2 separate regions of the Homo sapiens genome follow, and region 1 is linked to region 2. Evidence: chromatin contacts called from ENCODE Hi-C data. All regions are on one chromosome and are shown on one strand. The core of a region is the stretch at or near the end of the contact, and the rest is flanking DNA. Distances in the headings are between cores, read along the strand shown.

What was found. Hi-C counts contacts between places; a loop is a spot of excess contacts on that map. Pooled maps may share reads with other maps.
Region 1: a loop to region 2 is called in a pooled map, with 7 times the contacts of the local background. The contact joins the promoter of TAPT1 here to the enhancer-like site in region 2. A Hi-C loop is called at or near these places in 2 of 37 single-sample maps with no recorded cell type and 3 of 50 pooled maps.

What each region holds. Positions count from the first base shown.
Region 1 is chr4:16,224,631-16,231,073 of GRCh38, forward strand. It overlaps TAPT1 (transmembrane anterior posterior transformation 1), which reads right to left and starts at 1,841. Exons shown (of 14, transcript NM_153365.3): 1 at 1,629-1,841. The coding sequence starts at 1,827. It overlaps TAPT1-AS1 (TAPT1 antisense RNA 1), which reads left to right and starts at 2,033. Exons shown (of 3, transcript NR_027697.1): 1 at 2,033-2,547. RefSeq lists silencers at 1,394-1,773, 1,884-1,933, 1,944-2,043, 2,054-2,123, 2,184-2,383 and an enhancer at 2,894-2,953.
Region 2 is chr4:14,176,750-14,183,677 of GRCh38, forward strand. All of the region lies in intron 1 of LOC124900670 (a long non-coding RNA gene), which reads left to right. Among named protein-coding and RNA genes, the nearest start is that of LINC01085, 68 kb to the left of the region's middle. RefSeq lists an enhancer at 1,756-2,050. Within about 2 kb of position 1,747, at least 4 of the 41 ENCODE cell types and tissues checked have a DNase peak (open chromatin) inside an H3K27ac peak, as active enhancers do.

The DNA of each region.
Region 1 (6,443 bases), core at 591-3,090, 2.0 Mb after region 2:
AGCTAAACCTGGAGGCATCTCCCTGATAATGACTTCCTGCAACTATGGGTTAAAAAAAATCCAGCCTTAAACATGGTGAACCATGTTGGTGAAGAATGGATACGTGGTATAATGAAGTCCATGGAAGTCCAGGTATCCAGTCCCAGAAAAAGCCAGGGAAGAAGTGTTAAGTGATACTGCAAGCTCAAGATCTGTGCTCATCAATAGGCTTCAAACAACTTCATTTCCTCTCCACGCAAACAACAAAAAAAGGCTTTTAAAATGGTGGCTTTCCTGCAACTGAGAAATGTTTTAAAGAAAGTATAGTGAAGCCTGGCTACATCTATCTCTATTTACAACAGAGTGCTTTTAATATTCAAGTCTAAGTAAGTAAACAGACAGTTGAGAGATTTGCTATTTTGTCTTACTGAGATCCTGCCAATGAAGAAAGTAAATACTCTTGAAAGCAAATGTTTAACTGAGAACTAAACCAAATAAAGTATGGTTGAGAATTTTTAAGTGGTTAATTGAAAAAGACCAAACAAGACCGTCTGTAATTTTCCAAAAATATAGACTGCTTCAAATAGAACCTACGTCCAGTTCTGGGAATCAGCAAATCAATTAGAATCGCATCTGATCAACTTTATGCCCCTTAAGTAGTTTTAAAATTTCAGTACTCAAGTACAATCAATGATGTAATCAGCCTCACAACTTAGTTATTTGCATGAACTTCAGGAAATAACGGCTAACACAGCCCCTTTTGGACAACAGAAGTAATTTTTTAGTTGGAAGAAATTTAATGGAGTTATGGTTCAGTTGCTGTTTACAGCTTGAGAATTAAAACGTTGGGTTCACTCTATATTCAAGAAGACATCCATCTCAAAACCTTTTTTCATTTAAAACTAATCTGTAACTGCAATATGAATACAAATGCAAGTTTTAAAAATTCTTTTAAAATGAGAATAAAAACCTACAGCTTATAGAAACTGTAACATTGTAACAATACGTTTAAAACTGGTCATTGAATGTAGGATTCATAAGTACACATTTTCTCATCTAGTAATTTTTTTGGCATAAGTTTCAGTTCAGGAAAAGTTCAGATGCAACATTTTATGGAGTGTTAAATATTTCTGTACTGGGCAAAACTACTGAACTTCATGGTCACTACCACACCGTCAGCTGTCTGTGAAAAATCTACTTGCAGGGCAAGTTAACAGGTTTCTATGGCTCAAGTTTGCTTAAAATACAGAACAAAAAAAGTCACCTTGGCATGAATATAATTAAGAAATCAGCCGTGTGCTTCTCACGTTTGGGCTCCGAGACGTGGGAGATGCCCGCTAACCTAAGACCTTCCGAGGGCGATGCAAGGACCCGGACAGAACTTTCCCGGCCGCAGACCCCTTCTAGGGCACACCTGGCCTGGCGCGGCCGCGGGGGCCTCGGGGCTGCGCGCGCAACCCGCCCGAGGAACTGTCAACGGCCGCGGAGCCTCGGCAGCCTCGGCGGCTCCGCGCGCCCACAGCCTGGGGAGCCCCGGGAGGCAACGGCAGCCGCGCGGCTCGGGGGCCGGGGTTCCAAGGCGCCCCCGCCGCCCTCGGTCCCCAGTCCGCCCCTCGGAGCCCGCCACGGCCTAGCGCCGCCCGCCTCACCTGTGCGGCCCCGGCGCCTCTCCCGCCGCCGGTCGCTCTCGTAGAAGCCCAGCGTCTCTGTGAGCTGAGGCGCCGGCGGGGGCCCCTGTCCGCCGCTGCCGCCCGGCTGCTCCGCCTCGCCGCGGCCGTCCCGCTGCGGGCCGTCCACGCCGCCACCGCCGCCTTCTCCCGGAGCGGCCGCGTCGCCGACGCCCGCCATGTTCCGAGCACAACAAACTGTCCCCGCCGCCTCCCTCCAGCCTCTGCCTCCGGCCGGCCCCCTCCCCGCCTCGCCCCGCCCCTCGCCGGAGCCCGAGCCGCCGCCGCCGCCGCCGCCATCCGCGGCCCGCCGACCGGCGCGAGCCATTGGCGTCAGCGACGCGTGTGAGGCCGCTGCCGCCGCCGCCGCCGCCACGGTAGCCGCCATCTTCTTCCTGCCCTCGCCGTGGCGGGCGACGGTTTCTCGCGCCGTGGCTGGCTCGGCCGGCCGGGGCACCGCGCCGGGCTCCATGCAGCCGGGCTGCGCGGTCCCGCAGAGCGGGCGCCTCCGGGGCTCGAGTCGGGGACCCGGCAGGAGCGGGCCGGGGATGGCGGCGGCGGGCGGCGGGTCGGCCGTGGAGCCCCGGAGAGGCGGCCGCCACCACCGCTGCCCGCAGTCTGCGAGGTGTCCGGCGGTCCGCTCAGGGCCTCTTTTGCAGACTCGGTGCCCGGAGTGCGCCGGCGCCGCCCGCCAGGTCTTGGCACTGCTGGCGCGGCCGCGGCGGCGGGGGCCCGGCTCCAGATCACCGACCCCCACGAGCGCCGGCCCTGCCTGCCCGCTATTTTGGTTCCATCTCTTCTGCATATTTATGCTTGCCTGTTACATTCCCTGGCCTCTGAGTGTCCTTTGGCAGTTTCCAAAGCATTTGGGCAAGAAGGAGCTTGGGCAGCTTCACAACAGGTGGGGACGCGCAGGGGAGGGGCCGCGGCCGGACCGGCAGAGTTTCAAGGGCTGGCGCGCCGGCGGACTTTCCACACTGTCTTTCGGGACTGGGGTTAGGAGACAGCCCTTGGCCACCACTGTGTCCTTACTTTGTCGCTTTACTTGGGGCTGGACCTCCCCTTTCCAGCTCTGGCGTGTGACCCCGCAACGAGCGTGGTGTCGAGACCACCACCAGCTGGGGCGGTGGGAGCGAAGGTGCCCCAGGCTCGGGGAAGGTGGAAACCTTTTCCCCGCTCCCCAAGTGATTGTTGCGCGCTCCGGTGAGGGGACAGTGGTACCTCGATTTCCCGTGTGCCAGCTTCGGGACTCAGCTGTGCTTTTGTGTCTCTTTGATTAGCAAAAGCAAAACGAATTCCTCCCCGAACACTAAGCTTCCTGGAAACTTCCCTAGACCTAAACTTGAGAACCGCATATAAATGGGCCTTGAGGGTTCTGTCGTCAGTAGCGGGTTACGTGATTGCAAACGAGCAAGTTTAAAACGGAGTGGGCTTTGGGCTGCAGAGCCGCCTGGCATTCTGACAGCTGAGCAGGAGGCAGAGGTGAGAGTCCAAGATGGACTAAAAATGTCCCAGCAGCTGGGAGCCCAACCTCGGCCCAACCTCGTTGAAAGGAGGAACATTCGGTGCAGCCGTCGGAACCTTATTATTTATGAAAGGGGACAGCTCACAGGATTACATTTTTCTAAGCCAATCCTGTGACCATCCTCCATGAAATTCTCTATTTTGGTTGCATGTGGTCAAAACTGAGCCTCACTGAAACAATTGAAAACAAATACTCCCGACAAATCTTAAGAATCGTTTTGAAAATCAAAAGGTGGGGAAAATGTTGTGGCTTCTGAGCTTTCTTCAGCCCATATTCTATTATTCTCTGATGTTTTATGGTGTAAAATCATACCCATTCCATTATGTATTGATTGTCAAGAAGGAAGTAGGCTTTTATTGCTATTTTTATGTCAGTTTCCATTTACTGTCTCACCACATTTATTGGGTTATTGCCTTTGCCTTTGACTCAACAGGAGCTGGAAGGGTAGGAATCCCAAATTCTGTTGCCTAAGGCAGCCAGTTGTCAGAATGGACTTTCCTCATTTTCTATTATGAGGCCTGAGGAAAGACATTCAGTTCCAAAGGCTGTGCCTATCCTTTTAAATAGAAGAGAGAGGGCCCGGCACGGTGGCTCACGCCTGTAATCCCAGCAGTTTGGGAGGCCGAAGGGGGCGAATCACGAGGTCAGGAGTTCCAGACCAGCCTGGCCAACATAGTGAAACCCCGTGTCTACTAAAGATACAAATATTAGCCGGGCGTAATGGCGGGCGCCTGTATTCCCAGCTACTCGGGAGGCTGAGGCAGGAGAATGGCTTGAATCCGGGAGGCGGAGGTTGCAGTGAACCGAACCGAGATCGCGTCGCTGGACTCCAGCCCGGGCGACAGAGTGAGACTCCGTCCCAAAAAAAAAAAAAAAAAAAAAAAAAAAAAAAAAAAAAAAAAAAAGAAAAGAAGAAGAGGAAGCAGCCGTGCCAAAAAAAAAAAAAAAAAGAAGAGGAAGCAGCCGTGCCGAGGCTAGGTACTGCCTAAAGAAGCGGGGGAACAAATTGGAAATGTGGGAATGCGAATGTGGGCAAGTTGAGGAACTTGTAGCTTCTCGTCGGTTGAATCTTTTCACTGAAGCTGCTTTATTATATCTGACATGTGAAACTACACAATTTCAAACAAACCCATATTGAAGTCAACATACAAAAAAGCATTTAAAAAACAACCATTAGTAAAAATAATTTTTTCAGTTAACGCTATTCTTCCCTTGTATAGGTGTTGATAATCATATAATCAAATAGCTTATTGCATATGGAGAGTTGTTTTCTTTGAGTTAATTCAACGTATTGCAACTTAGTTAGAATCCAGGAAAATAGTATTTTCAAATGTGTATTTGGAATCTTCAAAATACTAGGTTACAAATTACCTTAAGAGATATTTATGCAGCATAGAAGAACCAGCAGTTCTCAGAGGAAGATAAATAGTTAAAATATCATAATGCACTTTATATCAGTTGTAAAAAGAAAAATACAGGCTTAGATTTATGGTATTACCGTTAGAAAAACAATATGAGTATTTAAGAAACATAGCAACCCTAGCCATTAAATAGGCATCAAATAACATTCTGAATTAAGTTATAAGATAAAACCAAGATTTGGATGACAATGACAATATTGTCCATCATTGTTATCCAAATCCTGGTTTTATCTTATAACTGGTTTTAGGGGCAATTGTAGTGAATTGCCCCTAAAAGATGTTTGAAATTCGTTTCATACACTTTTCCTGAATCAACTTAAGTATTGATTTCACAAACAATAAGATGGTGTGCCGTAGCATGTCATCGCACTAGAAAGAAAAAAAGTACTCCACCAGTGGGAAATAATTTCAGCAGAGGAAAGTGATGAATATTGGATGTGTGTTTAGAAATCAGAGGTTGATAAAGTCTTAAGATTGCTATATGCACTATGAGGCTAATGTATTTTGAAAATTGCAAAACAATATTTTTTAAACAACAAAAATTTGGTGAGTAGCATACGCAGACTTCAAAAATAAATTGCGTAACTTCATATTTCAGTAATTAAAGATTTAACAATAGTGATTTTGTGGCTAAACAAAATATACTGAACCCATTATGTATAAACCATGGATTCAGAGCTCCAGAAAATTATCTTAATGAGGCATATAAACTCTTTTTGTTTAATGTCCACACCAAATCATTATGGTCTGCCATTTCATGAAATAACAAGTTTTAAAATAAGTGATGTTTTTTAGTTTGTATATCTATATTCTTTTCTACCAGGTATAGCACAGTGTAGTACAAGGGCCTACAGTTACAAGCCTTGGGAAAGATACTGTTTTGGCCACATATTTCAGCTATGTGACCCTGGAAAGAGGGTCTCAGAGGGCCACTGTGGCCCTCAGTGTCTTTTCATTGGTAAATTGGGGCAACATCTTTTGTATAATGAAAGCTGAAAAAAATAACGATTTTCCTTTTATTCTCCCTTCCTTTCATTTAGGCTGTAGTTTTCACTTTTTAACTACAAAGCAATTTATCTCTTGATAACACTTCTAGTGTATTGTCCCTAAAGTACTTTTGAAAGTAGTTCTGTACACTTTTCCTGAGTAATAAAAACATCACATATTTGCTAACTTGAAAGAATCCCGAGTCAGGAGATGGCCTGGATTCTCTCTGACCCTTCAACTAAAGTCTTTGACCAAAGGAGCACAGGTGACCCCTTTCTGCTTCATTTTCTGACCTGTAGAGTATTGGACTCAATGACCGATCCTCCCTTGTAGCTCCAAAATTCTGGGCTAAACTCCATGCACCTCCCTTCTGAGTTAAAAATAGTAGACAGGCCTGCATTATCAACATTTGTAGAAAAATATGAAATGCTTAGAGTCACTTTGTAATTGAGTCTAAGATTTGAATGCATAGAGTTCAAATGCAATACTTGTGTTGATAACACAACAAAGACATGTAAGTTTTTATGTACCTTTATGTTCTATGCATTAGTCCTTCATTCCTTGGCATGAGGAGAAGTGATGGTTTCTCAGTGACCTTCCAGAACTCTAAGGCTGTGTTTCTCACACCAGGCCTCAGGGTTTCTACATTTTGAACAAATTTCCAGTATTGTACCCATGCACACCTGAGTCTAAGAACTCTGCTGTAAGGTGACATTAAACAGCACCTGAAGTTATATTTGAGATGATTACTCAGTAATCAATGTACAGTTGATTTTCATAGTGTGGATTCAAGCACGGAATAGAGCACAGTTTTAATTAAATCTGTATTTCTCAGTTGAAACTTTATTTTAGCATTACATGACT
Region 2 (6,928 bases), core at 497-2,996:
TACCCTTTAGCTACCACCCAACTCTTATTCCCATTAGTCAGTGAACTGCTATGGGAAACTGCAATGAGAGTCATCCTAAGTCAGGGTTTCTCAACCTCAGCACACTGGTATTTTATGCCAGAGAAGTCATTATTTTGTGGGGCTGTTCTGTACATCGTATGATGTTTAGCAGTATCCATCAGGCCTAACTACTAGAAGCTAGTAGCACATCCTCCGTGTTGTGAAATTAAAAAAAAAAATAGCCAACTTTGTCAAATGTCCCTTCAGGGGCAAATTATCCCTGTTTGAGAACCGCTGCTATATGATACGTTGGGAAACCGAGGACACTGGAGAGGTCATCAGTGGAAATTGTTGTTCCACATAACATTTCTTACTTTAAAAGGATCTGTAAAGAATACAGAATATCATATTTACAAATACAAACATTGATTTTTATAAAAGAGATTTCCATGTGGATTCAATGGCTGATCCTCATCTCAGACTCCTTGAAAAGCCTTGCATTTAGGGACTTGGGGTAGAAAAACAACCCAATCAAGAAGGGAGAGAAGATCATTCAGAAATGTAGGCTGAGACTCACAGCTTAGAATAGCTGTGCTGGTAAGGGAAGAATTTTAGGGACATAACTCCCAAAAGAGAGAAAGAAGAGGATATGGGCCAGCCATGGCCCCAGGGAGAAGCAACAATTATTGACTAGCATCAGAGGCTCAAACTGAGGCAGGCTGACCTCTGGGAGTAAGGAGGGATGGAAGGTGAGTCAGTGGAGCAGGAGAGAAAACCAATTTGGGGAAGCTTTGCTTAGAAAGGAATGAAAGTTAGGGCCTGATAGGTAAAGCAGAAGAAAAGGAAAATTTAAATACTGTCTTCACAGAATGATTCCAGAACTTGACAGGCCAGATTGTAGCACAATTAAAGGTGTAAAAAGTTGTATGGCTAAAGGAATTTAACCACTTTGAAGTTTATACACCACACAAAGCAAAGAGAGGAGGTAATTGGCCAGAACTCTAGTTTTGGTTGTTTTAGAGCATGGAAAGAAAAACAGTCACAGGATGGATCTTCCTTTCTTGCTGGCACTTCTTTGAGAAATCACAAGAAAGAAGAGGCCTTTCTAAGGCTTTGGAGAGCCAGATGGTTCTTTAAACATGGACTTTCCTCAGGCCTTTAGCCAGGGAAGTCCTGTGCTAGTAAAAATTTAACAACTGACTTTCTGGGACAAAACAAAACCCTCTAATTTGTGATGTTTACTGATCTCCATGGTGTGAATACTTTCACATGGCTCATTTCTAGCTAACATCAAGAAGTCACTGAACAAGGAATTGGGAAGAGCTGCATTCAATTGGTCTTGCTTGCCTGTGTGACCCAGTGTGAGCTGGTTTCAGCACACCAGTGTAGTCTTGGTCTCCTTTGTCATTTTTTTCTGAATGCCGTCTTTCCAGTATGCAGGCTTTGACTAAGCATTTAGGCAGAACTGAAACATTCAAATTAATGCCATTTCAGGTACCCACTGGTCTCAAGGTGGTAGTTTCTATCTTTGTGACTTGCCATCCATACCACCCCTTTCGACGTACACTGCTTTCTAGCAGCAGAAAGCCAGCTTGAAACTTCTGTGACAAATGAGGTCCACCAAAAATTTTTAGAACAACAAAAAATAAACTAGTAGGGAAAAAGTGGCCTAAATAAATGGGTCATGCAAGTAGAATTAAAATTGTAATTTTTGCTATTTGGTGATTTGGAGAAGACTTAGCTTTTATGCATTTTGACAGAGTAGCAGCTGTTGTTATCTCTGTAACCGGGGTGTCAGAAGTAAAATGTCAAAGGTAGAGGCACTTCCTGCTTGGTTAGTCATCTGCATTTCCTGACAAAGGCCCAAGAGGAAATGGTTTCTATTCCTTGAGAAAGAAGCAAGGGAGGGGCAAGGACAGGAGTCCTGGCTGAATTCACTGTATCTAAAAGTCTTTCATTCTGCTGAATTTACATCATGAGACTGAGGCCTTGTAAAAGCTTCCTAACATAAGAAAAATGGTCTTGGATAAAACCTTCATGTTCCTTTGTCTTTTGTTTTTTGTGCATTACTAGGATTTCAGGAGTAAAATTTCATACACCAGTGTTATTAATTTAAGAATCCAAGTGGCCACACTCATCATATAGTCTGATTGTCCACTTCTGAAAACTTTTGGGGAGTATTTTTAAAATAATACATTTCAAGTACCCATTGTCTCAAGGTGGTACTTTCCATTTTTGTGTCTTTCCATATATAGTGCCCCTTAGAATATACAGGAATGGTACACTCCAGCAGCAGAAAGCCAACTTGAAACTCCTGGGTCACATACAGTCTATCAAAGATTTTTAGAACAAAAAAATAAACTAATAGGAGTTAGTTTATTCCTATGCTATCAAAATATATTTAAAAATTAACAGTGAATAATGAAGAGGCAAAAACCTATAACATGAGACACACCTACACAATTTCGTCTTTTTCATTCTAGCATTTTTACTATTTTTTTCTACTATGTTGTTTTATCCCCCAAGTGTTTAGAACAGTGAAATGTGTTTCCAGTTTATATTCTCTTTATGAAAAACAGCATTACTGAATAGATGCCAATGAGAAAAATAAACTATTAATATACCCTCTCTTTTTACCTCTTGGTTCCCAACTCCATAAATCAAAGATTTGAATACAGTCTGGTACAAGAAGTGAGAGTATTTAATTCCTAAATTTGAACTCAAGTAAAGGTGTGTGGGCTGGAGAGCTCTTTGGAAAGTGGGAGCAGACCTTTTTGTTTGTTTAACAACTGGATGATGTGGAGTTACCTCATTAGGCCCATGCAGGTTTAATGATGATTTACAGAGAATGCATTGGTAAGTCCCTGCAGAGGGCAAAAAAATGATTTTCCTTGACGATTTCTAAGACATTTGTATCCTCTTCTCCATAATTACCCCATTGGGTTTTGACTCTCTTAATAGCACAGGCATTTTCCTAAACATTTGCATTTTTTTCTGTTATTAATCCTCTTGCACAATGCTCAGTGATTTTTCTTGTTGGAGATCCTATTGCCAGTTTTCACTGGCTCTCACTCATACAGAGCTGGGGGTCATGAGATTTTTATCTTCTACCCCTTATAGCATCTATCCCAGTTGCTAAGAATGCCACTGATAGCTGGCATTTTCAGGATTTGACAATCTACCTTGCCCTTTCACAAACATTTGCTAAGTTGTTCATCACCTCCCTGTGGAGGAAACAGGAGAGAATTTTATTAGGTAGGGTGATACAAGGGGAATCCACACATTGGGAACAATATTGAGTAGCCAGGTTGAAGGTACAGGTCAATCAGCAGTTGTCTTAAAGCTTTCCTAGTATTCTGCTTGCTATTCCCACTCCTTTTGTTTATCTGAAAATATTTATTATCTGTTCAGACAGTGTAATTCACTGGGATGAAGCTCAACACAGGGAATCCCGCATGCCCTTTTCTCATAGAACATTTTAAAATTACCTTTGTAGTTGTGGTTTAGCAGGACAAAACTGGAACCATTCCCCATGTGTCATCTATGTCATCTTGGTTCTCCCCTTGCCTGTTGCTGCTAGAAAATGGGTCAGGTATTTATGGCTCAACATAGCATCCCTGGTGCCAGGATGATCCAGTTGGCCTAAGGCAGAAGGAAGCTCAAACAAAAAGGCAACATCACCAGATTGGTTCCGTGGGAGCATAAGCCTCTGAATTTGAGGTTCAGGTCACATTTCTTGGCATGATCTTCCAGTTTTATGTGCTAGCAGCAAGCAAGTGGGTTGTTAGAGTACTAGGACTGAAGTGGGCTAAAATAAAATTGGATTATGAAAGATATTCCAATGGTCAATGACACTTATACATTTTCATGAAATAAAACAAACAACTTTCTCCTTTGAATTGAGGTAGAATCATTTCAACATCCACTCTCATGATCCATCCATGCATGAAGATGTCAATTTTTTTCATATTCCACAAGACACTCACTCTCTTATCATTGGCAAATTCAGAGAGTGTTTACTAAAAGCTATGTCTATTAGGGAGGCAGTGAGGGTGTTGAGGGATTCTGGTAATAGTAATGATGTTATTATCACAGCTCAACTGAGCCTCAGAGTGACTTTCCTGATGTTCACAATTGGTCAAGAGTAAAGATAGAGTTTGAATCCAATTCTTTTGATATCAGGCCTCCTAACTTTGAATCCAATTTTCTGTCCTCTATGGAACTGTTGGTGCCTGCATATAGAGTATTCAATAAAGGTTTGCTGAACTAGATTGAATAAAACTGAAGGCCAAAGGGAGTTTTAGCCCTGCCTTTCCAATGAAGGCAATTTCCTATTGACCAGACTCTCACCTTTCTGTTCTGCCTCTGAGTTCATTTGATAAGAGACTTGATTTGGGCTTGTTTTAGCAGATAAGTTGAGTTAATATTTATTTTAGGAAAGTGGGATTAGTGAAGATAGGTAGGGAATGAATTATACATTCTCTGAGCAACTGAAGGTCATTAGGAAAACATGCAGCTGCCGGAGATTTCCGGGTAAGGCTTGCACAGTGGGGGCTGGAGGTGATTTCCAAATGTTGTGGTTTCTATTTATTGGAGTTACTTTGGAAGTGGTGAGCTGGGACAATTACGCTGTTAATTCAGATAAAAGGGAACTTTTTAATAGAGAGAGTGACAAATCACTATGTAAATATGGAGAACGCAGCTTCCAAGACTGGCAGACAGTGCAAGGTATGGGGACGTGAGAATCATAGGATTTGAGTGTTTTGCTGACTCTGTATGAGTCAGAAACCAAAAGAGGGGCATGAAGTGAGAGAACCAACTCAACTAGCAAAAGAGACCCGGCAAGGGGAGCCATTCTAATGCAGAATCCAAAAAGTGTATACAACTCAGGGAGCATTTAGAATAATGTTAGCACTAGAAATTTTTGTTTTGTTTTGTTTGAGAAGCAAAAAATATTGTGTAGACAGAAACTAAAGGTTGTTATTAGGCAATAATAATAGCTAGTAGATCATTCTTTATCCTCACATCTCATGTGCCAGGCACTGTGCTATGTACTTTGCATTAATCTGCACGTTAAATCTTCACAGCAGGCTGGGCATGGTGGCTCATGCCTGTAATCTCAGCACTTTGGGAGTCCGAGGCAGGCGGATCAAAAGGTTAAGAGATCGAGACCATCCTGGCCAACATGGTGAAACCCTGTCTCTACTAAAAATACAAAAATTAGCTGGGCGTGGTGGCACATGCCTGTAGTCCCAGCTACTCAGAGACTGAGGCAGGAGAATCGCTTGAATCTGGTCGGCGGAGGTTGTGGTGAGCTGAGATCGCACCACTGCACTCCAGCCTGGAGACAGAGTGAGACTCCACTATGTCTCAAGAAAAAAAAAAAAAAATTCTCACAGCAGCCGTATAGACTAGACACAATCAGAAAATGTACAGATGGGAAAAACATTCTAAAAATTTGATTTCTTTGCTCACATTCGTAAGCCCCAAGTGAAGAGCCAGAATGCAAACTCAGGCCCAGTTGATGTCAATTATTTTTGTGTTTGTCATGTAGAAGAGCACTTCACAGCACGCGGTGTGCCTCTTTGGAAAGGAAAACCAGAGAGGAAGCATGAGTCTTGTTTTGAGTGTCCCACAGGGAAATGAATTTGAAACACTACAGTTCTGGGGTTTTACGGTTTCTAGAGTCCTTTTCTGTGACAGGGAAATCTTCATTTTTGTGCGAAGAAATATCCAGCCCTTATCAGCTGATTTGGCTGAGATTTAGAAACTTTTCTTTATCTGTTTAAGATTGATGCAGAAACAGAGCAAATGTGAACAGGTGAGCAGCGTTGACCAGATGTTCCAGTGAGAGAGCTAGTGACAACAAAGGGAGGATAAAGCTGGTGTGGGTGCTGTACATAGTCCACTTGACAAATGTTTGTTGAGTGCCTGCCATTTTCTAGGCAATGTCTTAGGCACCAGAACACAACCCATGCAGCAGGGAACTTAGCCACAGTGTAAAAGGAGTAGAAGCTTTGGTGGTAGGCAAGTCCCAGCACAGTCACTAACCAGCTAAGTGGCTTTTGGGCATATGACTTAGCCCCTCCAAGCCTCCATTTTCTCATCTCAGAGAGACATGATGAAGCCCAGCTCTGCGGGTCACTGTGAAGAATAATGTACATAAAATGCCTGGCCCATAGTAGACACACAATTAAACAGTAATAATAACCCTATTAATTGTTAAGGGTTTAATTCCTCTTAGAAAGTTCATGCCCAGTTTCTTCACAGGGCAACACAATGCCAACTTCCTCTAAGTCCTTGCAAGTTTTCTACAGAATCTAGATGTTTCACCGTGTTTCCTGGAGGATGCTAAGTATCAGTGGATTCCCAGGATGTTAAATTCTACATTCCTGAACTCTACACACCTTCTACCCTCCTCTTTCCTCCCACATGGTATGGTTGATGTGATGGTTAATTCTGTTTGTCAACATGGCTGGGTCACAGGGTACTCAGATGTTTGGTCAAACGTTGTTCTTGATGTGCATGTGGGAGATTCTGAATGGAATACTACACTGGAATTCATAGGCTGAGTAAAGCACATTGTCCTTCTTAATGGGTACAGGCCCTCAGCTAATTAGTTGAAGACCTGATTAGAACAAAAATCCTCACCTTCCTAAGAGTATGAGGGAATTCCTTCTGACTGACTGCCTTGAGCTGGGACATGTTGTTTGCCTCCCTTCAGACTTGAACTGAAACACTGGCTCTTTCTGGGTCTTGACTCCACTGGCTTTCAGACTGGAACTTACACCATTGGGTTATCAGGCCATTAAACTTACACTGGAACTGCACCATAGGCTCCTCTAGTTTTCCATCTTGCCAACTACATATTTGGAACTTGTCACCATCTGTAATTGTGTGAGTCAATTCCTTATAATACACACACACA